Linked DNA regions of Homo sapiens: region 2 is linked to region 1. The links are chromatin loops, found by intact Hi-C in ENCODE. Cell type or tissue: MCF 10A. All regions are shown on one strand. Each heading gives the region's core, and the rest is flanking DNA. Links, peaks and the distances in the headings are about the cores only. Region 1 holds the start of LOC124904482 (a long non-coding RNA gene). Region 2 overlaps NAV1 (neuron navigator 1).

Region 1 (8,399 bases), core at 96-8,095:
GGAAGGGCAGGAGTGAGCTTTGTCCTCACTCTCCTGCTAGGCCTCAGGGAATCTGAGGGTGCTGGATAAGTTTCCACATATCACCTATCTGTTCTGGGTGGCAGTTCTTTGGAGAATTCTCTACCCACCCCAGCCCCACAATGCACTGAATAAAAAGGAAAACGAAGTATTTGTGAACACATTTCTTTCTCCTGCTACTCAAAGTATCCCAGAGCACATTCACTGGAGCGACCCCCTTGCACTGCCCCTCCCCCCCAAAAAATTCACATCAATCAACTGGCTTAGAAATGAATAGCTTCCTGCCTTTCTTCCTCATTTCTACTTGGCCTGCACTTCAGAAGGCCTAACTGTTGTCATGACAACCGCTTGTGTGGGTCCAGACACCTTTGAGATGAAGAGGGACTAGGAAGTCCAGGTTCCTGGGTTCTTTTACTCCCTGACCTTGGGCAGTCTTAGCTGTCTCACTTTGCCCCCTTTTCCTGGAGGACAGAAGGAAGGAACATGAACACCTGGAGTGTCAAAAGACTAGTTTTGCTTTGAGATCCTCAGGTCCAGGGAAGATGAGGTAGGAAGATTTGGGGTGTTACTATAGTACAGACAGTCCCCGACTTGTGATTGTTCGGCTTCTGCTTTTTTGGCATTATGATCACATGAAAGTAATACATTTGGTAGAAACTATACTTCTAGTACCCATACAACCATTCTGTTTTTCACTTTTAGTATAGTATTCAATAAATTCCATGAAATATGCAACTTTATTATGAAATAGGCTTTATATTAGATGATTTTGCTTAACTGTAGGTGAATATAAGTGTTCTGAGCACGTTTAAGGTAGGCTAGGCTGAGCTGTGACGTTCGGTACGTGAGGTGTATTCAATGCATTTTTGACTTACAATATTTTCAACTTACAATGGTCTTAACGGGACATAACCCCATCATAAATTGAGGTGCATCTGTATTCTATTGCGCTGTATTAATACAGGCTCTCTTTAAGCCACTTGGAACATTTTCCAGGTCTGATCACCTTAATCTACACCCCCTTCCCATCCCTAGGGGGTAAGGATGAGCCATGGGAGGGTCTCTTCCATTCACAAATGAGGAAACTGAGTCCCAGAGGGGGTCACAGAGCTTAGGACTTCTACACAGAGAACTCAGGAATGCAGCCTCCAGCTTAGCCCCCAGACCCAGGCCAAGGGCCTTGTGGCCTTTCTTCCGGAGCCAAACTGCCTGATGTGAGTATCGGGCCAGGGTCCAGAGGCATCTAATTCCTGGAATTAGCCCATTTGCCCTCGGTACTCACTCCTCAGTCTTCCAAGTTGCTAGGGTTCCCCAGTGGGGCCCTAGTTATTTGGCAGCTTCCAAGGTTAGCGAAGGGACAGGGAGCCTGCCTAGACCATCTGGGACCCCAGCTGATTTCTGGGAAGGGGATGATCAGGTTTCAGTCCTTCCCTCTTATTACAGAAAGGCTCTGACTTGAAGCTGCCTCACTCCCACCCCCTCCCTCCGCCTCAGAAATTGATTCTTGGCAGCCTCTTGGATCTAGGATGGTACTATGGAGTGAACATAACTGGACACTGAGCCCCACTGAGGTGGGGACAAATGCCCAGTGTCTTCAATCACAATCCTGAAACATCAAGTCACCATTCTTCTCCCCAGAGGCCACCCTGCTGTACACTGAGGGCCTGTCTGATACCTGAACACCACCATCATTGGCTCTGGAAGACGAATTCCCTCTGTAGTTCCTCTCCCTCTACCCCTCCCCCAGGCAGTCTACCCTCTGCCCTTCACACAGGGAAAAGCTTAGTTTGGAGGTCACCAACTCCCCTCCTTTCCTCCCTACCACTGTTTGACACCAGGCTCTGCCTTGCTACAGCCTGAACCAACTCCCCACCCCCCAACTTTGGGTCCTCTCAGCTGGAGACAGGCAGATTTGGGAGTTTCCACCCTTCTCTCCCCACCCCAGAGAGCTAAGCCCCTCAGCCCTCTGTAGGGTCATCGAGGCAGTTCTGGTGGCCCATACCCAGTAGACATAGCCTTGGGCAGGTCCCTCTGCCTGCTGACTCTTCCTCTCTCAATCAGGTCTCCTAGGAAGAGCTGCGACTTAGTCCTCAGGAGATCAATGTGGAATCTCCCTTCCACCATGAACTCATAGATGCCTTTAAGGCCCTCAATGCTTTTGACTCTGCATTTCCCCAACTGGGAAGTGGAGGTGTTCTCTCCTCACTTCCGAGGTTACTGAAAGTGTCAGTGTGCTTTGAGAAGTGACAACTGCTAAGCAGGAATAAGGGACCACAGCTCAGCTTCTCCTCCTCTCTCGCCCTCCCTGCACCTGCCCTCCTCCCCACTCCTGCCCCTCCTCCCATCTCCCTAGCCAGCTCAGACCTGTTTGGCTCCTCTTGAGGAGCAACTAAGAGGGCTTCAATGGGCAGTCAGCTTCTGGGACAGTGTGAGGGCATCCAGGTCTGGAGAGGACCCAGACCAGCTAAGTTATCCCCAACAAGTAAAGCCTTGACCCTGAAAAGGGTTCTGTGCCTTCTGCTATTCTGTGCCCCGATACTCCCTTGCCCTCCCTCGCCAAGTCCCTCTCTCAGTCTGACACACACACACACACACACACACACACACACACACACGGTCCCTTCCTCTCTCACCCTGCTTTCAGTCCCTCAGCAGGGCTCTCTATCACATGGGCCAGTTGCATTTTGTCCATATCCCTCCTTGGTGCCTGCCATGGTGCCTGCCAAAAATTTATTAATTTTTTCCCTTATTGTCTCTCTTGCCCCATTCACTGAGGCAGGGCCTTTGACAGGCTCAGCCCCACACTGAGGACCGGGTGGCACATTCCCTTTGCAGAGTGAGGCTGCCTGGTCAGCTTCCGCACCCACCCAGCCATCCCCACCTTCAGGAGGGGCTCCCAGGGGAAAAGGCTGCTCTTCTTTTGCCCTTGTCCAGTCTCCTGATTGCCCCTGCAAAGCCCATTTGCGGCCTCCTGCGTAAGGATCGGTTCTCCAAAGGCCCAAATCCTTGCCCCTGTCAGAGGACCCTCATCCTAGCCCACACAGGAGTCGAGGGTTCCTAGGAAGACTGCAGCAGGCCGAACCGGTCTCCTCCGGCTTCGCATTCTCCAGGGCCGCCCGGCGAGCTCTTGCATGTTCCCCACCCGCCAAGCCCGTCACTCGGCCCCGCCCTTTCACACGCGCATTGGCACGCCCCTTCCCAGCCCCCAGCGGGCGGGCAGCCTGCCGGGTACCCAGGAAGCTCGGGTCCCTCGGCGCCGGAGGACCCACAACCCAGCCACCGCAACAAGTCCGCGCAGCCAAAGCAGCTCGCCTGGGCACCAGGCCCCACCGTCCTTGTTCCGTGGCCCCAAGAGGGCCCGTGCCAGTTCCCGAGGCATGGCCGCCTGGCGTCCGGCACATCCCAGATCTATTCCTCTCTGAGGGCAGGGGCTCTCCGGGGAGAGAAAGAGCAGTTCCGGGGCCCGCTTCGGGTTTTTTTGCATAGACTCTTCAGGCACGGAGAACAATGGAACAGCTCTGCGCGCTTCCTCCACTCGAGCAAGCTTTGTTCCTCCCTTCCCGCCTGCTCGGCTTCCATTAGCCACAGGGCAAAGGCTTCCCGGTCAAACAGGAGTCTCGGCGCTAACGCCCAGAGCTTTCGACACGCCCTAAAAGACCTGCGGGTGTAGGGGTTGGGGCCAGAGCCGGGGCTGAGGTATCGGACATGCGCCCAGATGCGCACAGCTGGCAGCCCGCCCGCCCCCGGCCCTAGACGCTTCTTTTAGCCAGAATCCTCACACCGCGGGGAAATCCGACTTGCGCTCCCACTCGGGATCCACAGAGGAAGTGGAGCCTCAGCTGTGTTCCGGGGCCAATCAGCCCTCACATCTGCTCTCCCACATCTGTCCTCTAGATCCGGGCTCTCGCTGGACGCTCCCCTTGCAATGCGGGATGCTCCTGTCAAGCGCAGGCCACACCACAACGGAGGTTTCCACCAGTCCCAGGTTTTGCCATATTGGGATTCTGGCTCTATTTCTGAGAGCCTGTAACCCCCTCACCCCCCATCCCATTGTCCAGCCTCACCTCGGGCAGGCCAGAGTCGAGCCCGGGTTCCCGCCTGTAATGTCTTTAAGAAGGTACACTTGAGCCATGCGCATCTGGAGGTGGGCCAGCTCAGCACATCTGGGCGCAATGCCCATCACAGCCTGATCGTGAACAGGAGGGCCCTCCGGGAAGGCGCAAGGGGAGGGGGCTTCGCTTTCCCCACACCTTCCCCAGCAGCTGGTTAGGAGAAAGCCAGGGGCGGGGCGGGGCGGGGCGGCAGGACTTACCCAGCATCTGGCTGAAGAGCAGCTGCTCCAGGTCTCCCAGCACGGTCACCACCAGCTCGGGGTCCACCTTGAGGAAGGCGCGCTCCTCCTGGCCCTTGGCAGAGGGGACAGGCCCAGAGCTCTTTTGCGCCTTGGCCTTGCTGGAGAGCAGCTCGTCGTCCGATTTGCCATCTTCGCTCACGGCCGCTTCAGGCGCCTTGCTGAGCGGCTTGACCTCCGCATAGGGTCCTCGAGGGATCCGGCTCGGCTTTCCCAGGTTGGGCGCGAGCGGAGCCAGGGGGGTCTTGGCGCCGCCCGCCGGGCTGCCCTTGGCCTGGAAGAGCGAGTGCTCCGACTTGGACAGCGTCTTGGACATCAGCGGAGCTTCACGGCCCTTGGACCCCACCTTGCCTAAGCCTTTGGGCGCCTTGGCCATATCGTCGCTCCATTCGGGCTCATAAAGCTGCAGCTTTTTCTCGGAGTCCGTGAGAAAAGAGAGGTTGGTGAGTGACTTCTGCTTGCGCAGGTTGGAGGCGGGCGGCCCGCCGGGGACACGGCTGTCCACGCTGCCGGACTTGAAGACCTTCAGCTCAGCCGCGCTGGCCTTGGCCATGCCGCCGCCGCCGCCGGGCGCCTTGGCGCGCTTGGGCAGCATGCCTCTGCCGTCCGCCGCTGCCGCCTTCCTGCCGGCGCCCCGCGGTTCGTCCGCGCCCTCGTCGCCGCCGCCGCTGCTCAGCTCCACCTCGGGCTGCACGCTCTTGACGCTGCTGCCCAGCATTCTGCCCGCGAGGAGCGCATGGACGATCCGCGCGTCTGCAGGCACGGGGGGAGGGGGCAGGGGGCGGGAGCGCAGGAGGAGGAGGCGGGGGAGGAGGAGGGGGAGAGAGAGGACGGAAGAAACCGAGGAAGAAGGGGAGAGAAGGGGGAGAGAGCGAGGGAGGAGGGAGAGAGGCAAGCCGAGGGCGCAGGGGAAAGAAACGCGAGGAAGGAAGCCGGGAAAAAGGAAAGAGCAGGGAAGCCGGGGAGCGATAGGGCGGGGTCGGAGGAAAAGGGGCGGGGCGGCGGGGAAAATACAAATTAAAATTTAAAAATCAGTCAAAGGAAGGATGGAAGCCCCGCGGCTCCTCCGGCGCCCAGCGGTGCTTTTGCTTTGGTGTCCGGATCCCAGCCCGCGGCCTGCCTGCCTGTCAGTCCCGTGGACACCGCACTGCCGGGCAGCGCCCCGGCCGCACTCAGCCAGCCAGCCAGCCCGAGTCGAGGCTGCAGGCTGCAGCTCCGAGCAGAGGAAGGAGGGAAGGGGAAGGCGGGGAGCAAACAGGAGGAGGGGAGCGAGTGTGCGCACGGGGAGGGAGGTGGGGGAGAGATAGTGTGTCTATTTCTGGCTCGGGAGGGGGAGGTATCTGCGAGCGGAGCTCCAGGGGCGGATGAGTGGGGGGTAGGGGGAAATAAAGGAAAAGCAGTTTTTCTCCCAGCTTTCCGCGTAGAAGCGGGGCGGGTTCTTGGATTCTCGGAGGGCACGGGGACCCCCTGCCGTGTCCAGGATAAAGATCTGTTGAGGAGGTGTGGAGGTGCAGGTAAAAGAGACGGAGGGAGGGCGGCTCAGAATGCGGGAGGGAAAGTGGGCCCGTGGGCCTGAGAGAGATGTCGGGAGAGGGGTGGAGGAATGGTATCCAGGGTGCTCATTCCCCTCCCCCAACCCCAAACCGTCTTTGGTTTTCCCCCAGGAAACTCCCAGTCCCGCCCTACTTCAGTCTCTGAGGCTCAAGGTTGCCCTCCTGAGCCCAGGAGGTAGGGGATGGGGGTAGGACACGGGTGGCTTGGAGAGAAGGGGCCTAGCGTTGACTGGGGAGGGGGCTGAGGGCTTTGTAGGGGAAGGAGTAACTCTTGAGATCAGGAAACTGGGTTTCTATTCCAATTAGCAATGTGACCTTGTCAAAGTCATTGAACCCCTCTGGTTCTGTTTTCTTTTATAGTGGTTATAATACCAGCTTCACAGGTAGAAGGGCTTTGGAACTGTAAAGGCCTGTGTCAAACCTAGGGAATCAAGAGGAGGCTTTGCACTGGGTCCCTTGCCTGCCAGAGTTAAGCAGAGCAGCAGAGTGCTTTTAAAAGATGTTTCCCAAGCCCTTCTTCCTTTCCTCCTAACTGGACCCAGGGGACAGGGATGAGGTGGAGGGGGAACAAGAGCCAGATGGAGTAGTCTGCAGTTTGCCTAGGACTGTACCTCAGTAGAGGGGACACTGCCCATCCTCAAATGGCCTCCCAAGTCACAGCCAGGTTGCCTGAGCAAAAGGCTCTCAGGAGAAAGTGGAGGGGAATTCTCTGAAAGCAAAGCTTGCTCCAGGAGGGGTAGGCCCAGGTGGAGCCACACTCTAGGGATTATAAAGCCCTAAGAACTTTTTGCCAGAATGTCTAACCATCAGATTATCTCCCCACCCCAAACCCAACCTCCATCTCTCTAGCTCCTTTCCTCCCTTTCTCCTAGAATCTGAAGAACGCTGTGTGTGAGTCTCATGGTTCACACACTCTCCTAACACTAATCATCACCTGCTGCCTGGTGTGAAATGTATTTGTGTCTCTATCTGTCTCCCCCGCCAGCGCAGGATCTCTCCGGGTGTAGAACTGTGTCACTCAGCACCTTGCATGGAGCAGGTGTTGCAACTCTGTTGGTTAAATGGATTTGGAGGCCTGAGCACTGTACGCTGGGTTTGTACCCTGCATGACTCTTGGGTTCTGGTGTTATCTCAGGACTCTCTGCCTTCCAGATTGAGATGCCATAAAATCTGCCGTGACAGGGATCATAGCAGAAAGGATAAGTGGCACGAGAATATAGAGTTCTCAAGCAGAGAAGTGTTTGGTAAGAAGCATGGACTCTTGGCTGTCTTGGAGACATAGAAAAAAAGGTGGCGATTCTGTCCTTGAGGAACTCTGGACTCTTGTATTTCCTGTCTGGCAGGGAATACAAGGTAGACAATACAAGACTTGGGAAAATAATAATCCTGTCCCTGTGAAAAAAGCAATGTCACACACATCAACACATTCATCTCAGGTAGACGGACATGGGTGTATATATTCCAATTATAAGAATAACAAGAGGAGTGGAGGACAGGTTTACAAGAGGATTCTGTACCATCTGCAATGCACAATGCAGATTGGCTTCAGAGGCTTATGTCGAGCATTAGGAAACTCAGGGGTGGAACTAGGGTTCGTGGTTCCAGATAGGAAATGACAAGCAGTGAAGAACTGGTTAAAGGAATGTGAGTGGTATCATGCCAGAACTTGGCCAAGGCACAGAGAGTGCCCAAAGGATGAGGCCAATCATGGGACTTTCTTTTCTGGGCACACACGAAGTACCCATGCTTATGTCCAAACATGAGGTCCCAGCTCAAGCAAGGGATCAAGCCCCATCTTTGGTGCCAAATCTTTGAGTAAGCATGACCATGCTCTTCCTACCCCATCCTTCAGGGTACTTGTAATGAAGTCACAAGCCATCACTTCTACAGTCCTCATCCTTACTCATTGGTCATTCTCTAATTTATACAAGATGCCCCTAATTCAATCACATGAGAACCACACCTTTCCTAAAAATAGCAATTTGAGAATCCGACAACACCTATTCTCTGACTTACCAGGTTACAGTTGCTCTTACTTGCTGTCTCTATATCCTCTTTCTGCATGTAAATTCATCTTCTCCTTAGCAGACAAAGGGAAATTCACTGGCTACCATCCTGGCTGAGAAAGCTTATTTTCACTGTGACACATTCCACCCAGTGTATTCTGCTGTGAGCAAAACCTGGTGCCCTCTCCCATGGTTTAATTTGGTCCCTCATCTCTGACACCCATGTCTGTAGGTTAGTCCCTCTCAAATCCTTTTATTTTATTTTATTTTATTATTATTATAATTTAAGTTTTAGGGTACATGTGCACAAGGTGCAGGTTTGTTACATACATATACATGTGCCATGTTGGTGTGCTGCACCCATTAACTGGTCATTTAGCATTAGGTATATCTCCTAATGCTATCCCTCCCCCCTCCCCCCACCCCACAACAGTCCCCAGTGTGTGATGTTCCCCTTCCTGTGTCCATGTG
Region 2 (8,399 bases), core at 300-8,299, 55 kb after region 1:
GGTTTGGAGAGTGTGAGAGATTGTCCAAGGTCACAGCTCCACCCCCTGCTCCTATTCCAGGCGAAGCACATCCAGTTGGTCCTGTGGTCCTGCCAGTTTTCTTGGCCCTTGCTCTCTGGTCTTACCACCCTAACTCAGGCAGTTCCGATTCCTCACCAGGACACACACTTTGTTCTCCCGGCCCCACGCCGCATGGCCCACTCACACCATTTCCACCCTGAGGCCAAAAAGACCTGATCGAATTGTGGTTCTGATAACGACCCTCCTACGGGGTAAAATCAAGTTTCTTGGGGGTCCTCTAAGATCCTCCAGCACTTGATTCCTCCCTATTTCCCAGACTCATCTCTCTGCCCTGCCTCATTCTTTATCTTCAAGTTTTACTGAATAGTTTATCATTTATCCACACACCACGAGGTTTCAAGCTTATCCTTAGCTAATTTCTATTCATCCTCCAAGCTCAGCTCAGACGTCATCCCTTCCAGGAAGGCCTCTCTGACCTTCTGTAAGTGGCCCTGAGCTGCCAGAGCACTGTGTACATAGCGTTGGCTGCTCAGTCACCAGGTATACCTGGCTCATCTCCAAAGCTGCCTTCTTGAAGAACACTTAGCTTTGGCCACCTGGCGCCTGGTATCATGCCTGGCACGTAGTAGACACTCAGTATATATTGGAGGCATTGACGACATCTTGACGCCCAGGCATCCTGCAGCTGAACTCCCTCCCCTTGCTCCCTGGCCAAGGTGGGTGGGGCCTACTTCCCCGACTCTGCTCTCTGGAATCTGGGGCAATGGAGTTGGGCAGGAGATGGCACACCTCACAGGGGAGGGGCCTGCCTCACCTCGTCACACTGGGCCAGGACATCACGGGCACAGCAGGAGGAAATGAGACACAGCTGCCAAGGAAACAGACCAGGAAATCTTCCCCGCGGAACAGGAAGCAGGTGGAGCATGGGGGCTGAGCTTCCGCAGGAGTGTGAGGGAGGAAACCCGGCTCCTGTGCCTCAGGTCCTCCCAGCTTGGCCCTCAGCCTGGTGGAGCAGGGGCTCTGCAGCCTGTGGGAAGGGGTCCTTATGGACTCCCAGCTTGGCCCTCAGCCCGGTGGAGCACGGGCTCTGCAGCCTGTGGGAAGGGATCTTTGCAGATCCTCTTCTCAGGCTTTAACCAGCGGGCCCCAGGGGCATGTTAGGAGATTATGTGATAGTCTGTAGTTTGCACAGTGAGCCTTGACCAGGAAGCCCCCAGGAAGACAGCTTAGCTGTCTTCAGAGTGAGGCCGGAGGGGAAGAAGGAGAGTGTAGGGGGGTATTTGGCCAAGGCCAATGTGTGTGAATCCTGAGAAATGCTGGGTGCCTTAGCTGGGTGAAGGCTGGGAAGCCAGATGGGACTGCAGAAGACCTAGAATGCTCCCTCTCCTCAACCCCCTTCACTGATTCTCCTCTTCGTCCTTAACTTCTCATCACAAGATCGCTTCCTCAGTGACCATTTCCCTAACCTCCTAGACTAGACCAATGTTCTCGTTGCTTCTCCCTTGTTAAAACCCACCCTGCCAGGCCAGGCACGGTGGCTCACGTCTGTAATCCCAGCACTTTGGGAGGCCGAGGCAGGAGGATCACTTGAGGTTAGGAGTTTGAGACCAGCCTGGCCAACATGATGAAACTCCATCTCTACTAAAAATACAAAAATTAGCTGGGTGTGGTGGTGGGCACCTGTGATCTTAGCTACTCAGGAGGCTGAGGCAGGAGAATTGTTTGAACCCAGGAGGCGGAGGTTGCAGTGAGCCGAGATTTCGCCATTGCACTCCAGCCTGGGCAACAAGAGCAAAACTCCATCTCAGAAACAAACAAACAAACAAACAAACAAAAAACAAACAAACTAAAAAAACAACCCGCCCTGCTTGTCCAACATCTTCCCATTGGGCTGGAAACTCTGTTGGGGCAGGGACCATATTTCGTTCACCACTCTATCTCCCACACCTAGTGCAGTCCTGTAAATATAGTAGATGTTCAATAAATATGGTGGAATAAGTGGCCACAGGAAGTAACTGGAGAATGATGGAAATGGGAATCTCATGACCAGGCACTAAGTCTGGGCCAAAGACAGAGCCAGAGAGTGACAGTGTCTGCCCTTTCCTGATCCATAAACAAACAAACAAACAAAAAGTCCTGAGGAGTTCTTTGAAAGTCCAGCCCATGAGCTGCTGTGGTTCTTTCACATGAGCCCAGCCAGTAACAGGACTGGCTTGACCAAGCTCCCTCTTCAGTGCATCCAAAACCCTGGGCTAACTTGAGCTAACCTCAGGGCTGGGGTTAGGGTACCCCAAAGAAGGGAAGAGAGTCCCTGTCATCAGGAAGCCCTTGGACTAATGAGAGATACACGAAGGTGCCCTTGGCAATTTCCCAGCCTGATGGGAGAGATGGGGTCTACAGGTGGACAGAGGCTCAAGAGAGAAATAATAACAGCAAACACTGATGGACACGTACCACATGCCAGGCATTGCTTCCAGCATTTTATGTGTATCAACTCATTTCATTTTCACAAAACCCCATTGGGTAGATAATGTTGTTGTTATCATTTTATGGTGAGAAAACTGAGATGCAGTGAGGTTAAGGCGCTTGCCTTAATCACACAATCAAGACGTGGGGTCGCTAAGATTTAAGCCCAGGCTGCTGGCTCCAGAGCTGATATTCTAAACCATGACTCCACAGCATCTCTGGTATGAGTGATGCACATAACTGAAGAGGACGCAGTCCCGAAGCGAAGTTAACCACAGTTAGTTAATGAGCATCCTAGAGGAGGAGAATGCTGCATCAGGAAGGACATGGCTTGGTGGAAGAGGCAGAAGAAGGGCACCTTGGTTGCAGGGGACACGTAAGTGATGACTGAGACAGCACAGGAAAATCTGCTTTCAACTCGGCCAGGAGGCAGAGAGATGGAATTTCTTCTCCCTTCCCTTGGCTGGAAGACAGTGGCCATGTTGGAGGCCAGCTTCTAAACCCAACTGAAATTCCCAGACCCAGCCCACTTGCTGTGACAGTGCACACTGCTGTGCCTGCCTGCCCCTACCCTGGCCCCACTATGCCCCCAGTCCCTGCCTCGGATTGATCAGAAACCTGGTATGGCCTGGAGAGGAGGGACCTGGTGAGCAGAGGTGAGAAACAGACTCGGCGCCCCTTGGCACTTGGGGGAGGGAGGAGGCTTCCAGGAAGCACTTGAAGAAAGGATAGCCACTGAGCCAGAGAATGGGAAAGAGAGAGCTGGCTGGAGCCTCTGAAGATCTGGCTTATTGAGAAAGCTTTAGTTGAAAGGAAGGGATTTGTTGAATGAAGGAAGAGAAGCAAAGCAGTCTTCAGTTCTAAGCATGAGTCAGGGTGAGGTGCCTACTACTACCCTTACACATCCTTGTGCCTAGCACACTGTCAGGGCCCACAGAAGAGCTGACAAAATTGAACCCAAATAAGCAGGCTTTGCAGCAGAGGCAGACACCTTAGCTCGGCCTGAGATTCCCTGGGTTATCAGTACTAAGGACTGGGGTCCCACTGGTGGTGGGAGTGCCTCAGGACCAGCCCAGACTCTCAGCCTTGGAGGTGTGCTTGGATACAGTCCTCAGGCGTGGCAGGTCCACACTAGAGACATGAAGCAATCCTCAGCTGCTTTCACATCCCTCCCCTCAACGGCCTCCTCGCTGTGCTAGGCACAAGAGCAAAGCACCTTGCCCTTGCCTAATGCTTAGCCCAGATGCCCTCCTGCATAGAGAAGGTTCAAATATTCCCTGCTCAGTGCTCCCTTTCTCAGGCCTGACCCTCTAAACTGGTCTCTGAATCCTGGAGCAGCGAGGGGGCTTCAGCAGGTTCCCGTGCTGGACAGCTCCCAGAGCCCCAGTTTCAGGGTGGAGCCTGCCCTTCCTGCTGTTCTGCCCCAGGGCTCTACACAGACAAGGCTGTCCAGAGAAAGGCCAGCTCCCCGTAAACCCCACAGCCCCTCACTCACTTCACCTCACGACCCATGTATCACAGAGATAACCTATTTCCGATTCTGCCTCAAGGGATAATGCTACTTTGCTGCCTGCCTGTCCTCCTCTCCCCATCCTTTTAGAGTAACCCAGCAAAGCCAGTCCTCAACTATGCTGATAGAGAGTTTATGGGGCCTGCATGGGGAGCTCTGCCACCAAAGACTAACCCGGCTTCGCCTCTGGCTACTCAAAGTCCACAGACCTCTGATTACAGGGCTCTCTTCAAGCTGGCTCCTAAGGCTCCCTCCCGCAGGTTCCTGCAGACCCCATGCAGCCTGGGAGCTCCACAAGCTTTCCATTCCAGCAACCACCTCCTCCCCTCCCTTTCTCCTGGGTCATGCTGAGCCCCAACCCTGCCTTGACCAAGAGGCTATGAAATGAACAAGTGAGGCCAAAATAAGGCCCTGCCCACATGATGCACTCCCTTAGCCCAGGTATAGGGGTTGCTTGGGCCCAAAATGGCCTTTTGATCTACCAATGGGCAAAGAAGTACCACTCCCGGGCAACCCGCTCGGGTCCCCTTCCACGCTGTGGAAGCTTTGTTCTTTCACTCTTCACAATAAACCTTGCTACCACTCAAAAAAAAAAAAAAAGTGCCACTCCCTTGCCTGCTGCCAGACTTCTTGGCTCTCAGCTCATGGCTGGTGCTATTCTCAGGATGGCTTGCTACATTCAGCCTCTTCCCACCTGCACTGATGGTGGTCCCACTACCCTGACCCCTCAGGGCCTGAAGGCAGAGTCTTAACACCTGCTCTTGATTCATCCCCATCCTGGTGAGCCTCCAATGGCCCCAGGCTCATCCATCCTCCCTGCAGCTGCAACTAGAGCAAAAGCAGAAGGGATAGTACTGAAAGTGGGGAGTGGCTCAGAGTTGGGAAGAAGCCTGTGCTGAGGCCAATAGGAGCCACAGTTTGATGGTGGGAGAGGAAAAAGAATATGTACTCAGACACATGCTAAACTGCCCCCTTCCCTTCCCCCATGACAATGTTGCAATCATTGCAACATACAAATGACTGCACATATCGTGCGGGCCCAGTACATGGAAGCTCAGAGGACTCCTGAGAAAAGACAGAACCAGAAGAGAATGCGCCAAAAGAGAAAGGCCACCAACATTTGGATAAACTCTTCCTTCTGGATTAGATTCTGCAATCCTCTGACTCATCTGTCGTCTAACTGCTGCCCCAGGGCCAGACTAATTGCAGGAAAGTTGAATGCAGCCAAAGAAAACAGAGGTAGATGTTAGAGAGTCCCAGGTTTCCAGGGCTTGGAGGGAGAGCAAATGTCTTAATTTATGGGCATGCGTTAGCCTTTCCCATGGGAGAGGAAGTTGTCTCTGGCCAGGAGTGGATTGAGGCCCGAGGACCCAAGTAGCCCCACTTGCTGACAGGCTTGTGGGGTTGATAGATGAATAGGGCCTGAAGCTGGAGACGATGGGGCTGGAAAAGGCATCAGTTACCTAAGGCTTTATGAAGCTAGTGGCGGCAGCCATGATTGAATACCCCTATTCCCACCCCACATCCCAACCTCACAGTTGCAGCCCCTACTCAGCCCCAGATATCAAAACTTCCACCTGCCAGATGGGGCAACACTGCTTGGTGTCTGGGGCAATCTAAGGCAGGGCTTGGCAACATCTTTGGTGATAGGAGCCTCATGCAGACTGAACAACGTCCACAGAGGCCCCCAGTAATCAGGAACAGGGAGTGAGATGTGACTGGGAGAGGACGTAGCCCCAAATTGAGAATGGTAGTATCTGAGAGTGATAGGAGAGGGCCACGAACCGCATCCCAATCCTCCCTGGACTCGCTCCTGGTCTGACGGGTAGGGCTCTGAGCTGGGAGGTAAAGACTGGGTCCCCTCCCAGTTGGCTATGAGGCCCTCCACCCCTTTCTGCAAGGTGCTATCATCTTGCCACCTGGACCCCAAGACCTGTGCTTTTCTCCCATTCCCTGCTGGGTACAATTGATTATCTCCTCCTTGCCACTCTCTATGTATCTCAGTCTTTAGAGCACAATCCAAAGACCACCTCCCCCCAGGAAGCCTTCTGTGCCAGGGCCCCCATTCTTCAATTAATGACCCCGATTTACTGACTGACACTCTCTCCACCTTACATGGAATAAGTGGGCAAAGTGCTGCCTACAGAGCACCAGCCTGGAAGTCGGGAAACCCTGGTTAGGGCCGCAGCACTGCCACCTTGGCTGTGTGACTCTAGAGAAATCACCTGCATGCTCTGAATCTGTTTCTTCAACAAAATGAGGGGTGGTGCTAGGAGCCTGTGGGTGATGGAGTTCTGCTTGTTCTGTCAGCTGTTGTCCCACCCCACCCTTTGCCAGCAGACTATGAGCTTTCCCAGGGCAGGGACTGTCTTTCCCTCTCTGCTTCAGGATTGTGTCTGCTGTTGCTGATTCCACAAAGACTTGCTGATGGCAAATGGGTGGATGTGTGTGCTAGCGGGAGGCAGTGAGAGGAGAGACAGGCAGCTTTTTAAAATGCTAATGGCCCATGCAGGTGTGGCTGGTGCTTCCCATGCAGGTGGGGCAGCTTCCCACACCACAGAAGCCCTGCTTCAGGAAGAGAGGAGAGTGGGGGCTTGAGAGGGGAGGGAGAGAAGACACCTCTGCAGACTGTCCTCGCATTGTCTAGCCTGCAGCCTGCACAGGCTGCCTCATCAAAGACATCGCTAAGCCCTTCCTTAGATTGTTCCAGACCCTGAGCAGGGTTGCTCTATCCAGGTGGCAATTTTGATATCTAAGGCTGAGTAGGGGCTGCAATCAAGAGCTCCGGGTTTGGTGGCCCTCTTCTGTCATTTCGGGTGCTGTCCTCCTCAGTTTGAGTCCATGTCCCTTCCTTTCCCTGTCTCACGATTCAGCTTTCTCACCTTCCCAGACCTCTTGGGGGGCACAGAAGAGGGACAATGCCGCTGAGAGGGAGAAGATGCTCTTGAGAGGGAGATGCAAGCAGCAGCAATTCACAGGCCAGAAGGAGATGTTGCAGCTGGGGTGGGGCCCAGGGTGGAGCGATGGGTCTCCTACCCAGAGAGCCAGCCAGCAGGCTGCAGAACTGCAGAGATTTGCATACATCTGCATACATTTACACACACTTATTTTCTGTCCCAGTGCCAACCTAGCTCCTCACACCCTCCTTCTATATGCCAGGCCTGCTCAGCCCCTGCAGCCCAGGCAGGACAATACCTGGCTGGGAGCACCTGGGGCTACTCAAAGGCAACTGAGCCCTGGGAGGGGCCCTGACTCGGGGAGGTTGTGTGAACAGCCCTTCCTCTCCTCACCTCTTGACAAAGAGGCCCTCTGAGCACAGATCTCCTATGGTGCCAACCTGTCACTGCTAAGGGGTGACAATGACTGCAGCCTCCCTCCCTTGCCTCGTCTCCCCCAGGTGACCCCATCGCACATTAAGGATGAGAAGAAAATCTGTGTGGAGCTGGAGAGACGCCTTAGGGATCTTTGACTCCAATACCGTTGTTTTACAGGAGAGGCAAAGGAAAGGGCTGAATACTCAGTTAATTCAGTCAATCTTTCCGTGTTGCCTCCTTTGGGACAGACACCACTCTAAAGGCCAGGAATTCAGCAGGGGACAGAATAGCCCCAAGTCATCCTCTAACAGCTTGACTGCATGTGTTGGAGAGAGGGGCCATGAAGAAAAAAGAAAGGTAGAAGGTTAGATGGTGCTAAGTATGCTGAACGATAAAATGAGAGAAGAGGCAAGGAGCACCAGGTTGGGGTGACATGGCCATTAGAAAGACATCTCACTGTCTGCGATCCTCAGTCATCGACAAGCTGGTTAACAGGACCAGAGGTACAGTCCGCCCTTCTAACACCTATCCCACCCCATTCCACACAGCCACTCCTTCCCATCTGCTTTTCTGGGCTGGAAAATGGGGCAAAAAGAGTTCTCAGACGGGCAAGAGGCCTGGCCGACTCGGCTAAGCCAGCCCACTGGCTCCTGGCCTAGATGCTCTGACTCCTGGCCCCGCGCGCAAGCCTCACCCACCCAAACAGCAGCTTCCCCTGCAGCCCTTCCTCAGCTGGGCCTGGGCACCTCGCAGCATGCAGTCATTAACACCTGTGTCCGAAAAAGAAAGCCAGGGGTTGCCAGGGACCAGGAAGCAGAGGATTGATGGAAACTTTCTGGAGAGAGGAAATGTTCTAAATCATAATTGTGATGGTAGTTAAACGACTGTATACATGTGTCAAAACTCATTGAATTTCATTTCATGTAAATTATACCTAGATAAAGCTGCCAAAAAAAGGAAAAAAGTAAGGCAGGAACTACCTAGCTGGGGAGATTTTGGAATGGAACTGAGAGGCGGGTGGGACCCTGGAAGGGGATAGGCTGAGATCAGAGGGCCCTGGTTACATTTCCTACCCCATCGCTTACTAG

The links. Hi-C counts contacts between places; a loop is a spot of excess contacts. Peaks named below come from ENCODE experiments on the same cell type or tissue, not always from the same donor. Only the 100,000 strongest peaks of a DNase experiment are listed, where the experiment ranks them.
Region 2: a loop joins it to region 1, with 6 times the contacts of the local background. A loop is called at or near these places in 6 of 110 quality-filtered maps.

What each region holds. Positions count from the first base shown.
Region 1 is chr1:201,645,357-201,653,755 of GRCh38, reverse strand. NAV1 (neuron navigator 1) reads right to left here. Exons shown (of 34, transcript NM_001389617.1): 5 at 4,331-5,122. LOC124904482 (a long non-coding RNA gene) reads left to right here and starts at 5,772. Exons shown (of 2, transcript XR_007066789.1): 1 at 5,772-8,399. In MCF 10A, for the core only: no CTCF peak of the experiment used is centred there; DNase peaks (open chromatin) are centred at 3,175 and 3,625.
Region 2 is chr1:201,590,271-201,598,669 of GRCh38, reverse strand. The region is part of intron 2 of NAV1 (neuron navigator 1); the gene reads right to left. Among named protein-coding and RNA genes, the nearest start is that of NAV1, 55 kb to the right of the region's middle. RefSeq lists an enhancer at 6,589-7,152. In MCF 10A, for the core only: no CTCF peak of the experiment used is centred there; DNase peaks (open chromatin) are centred at 659, 3,869 and 5,139.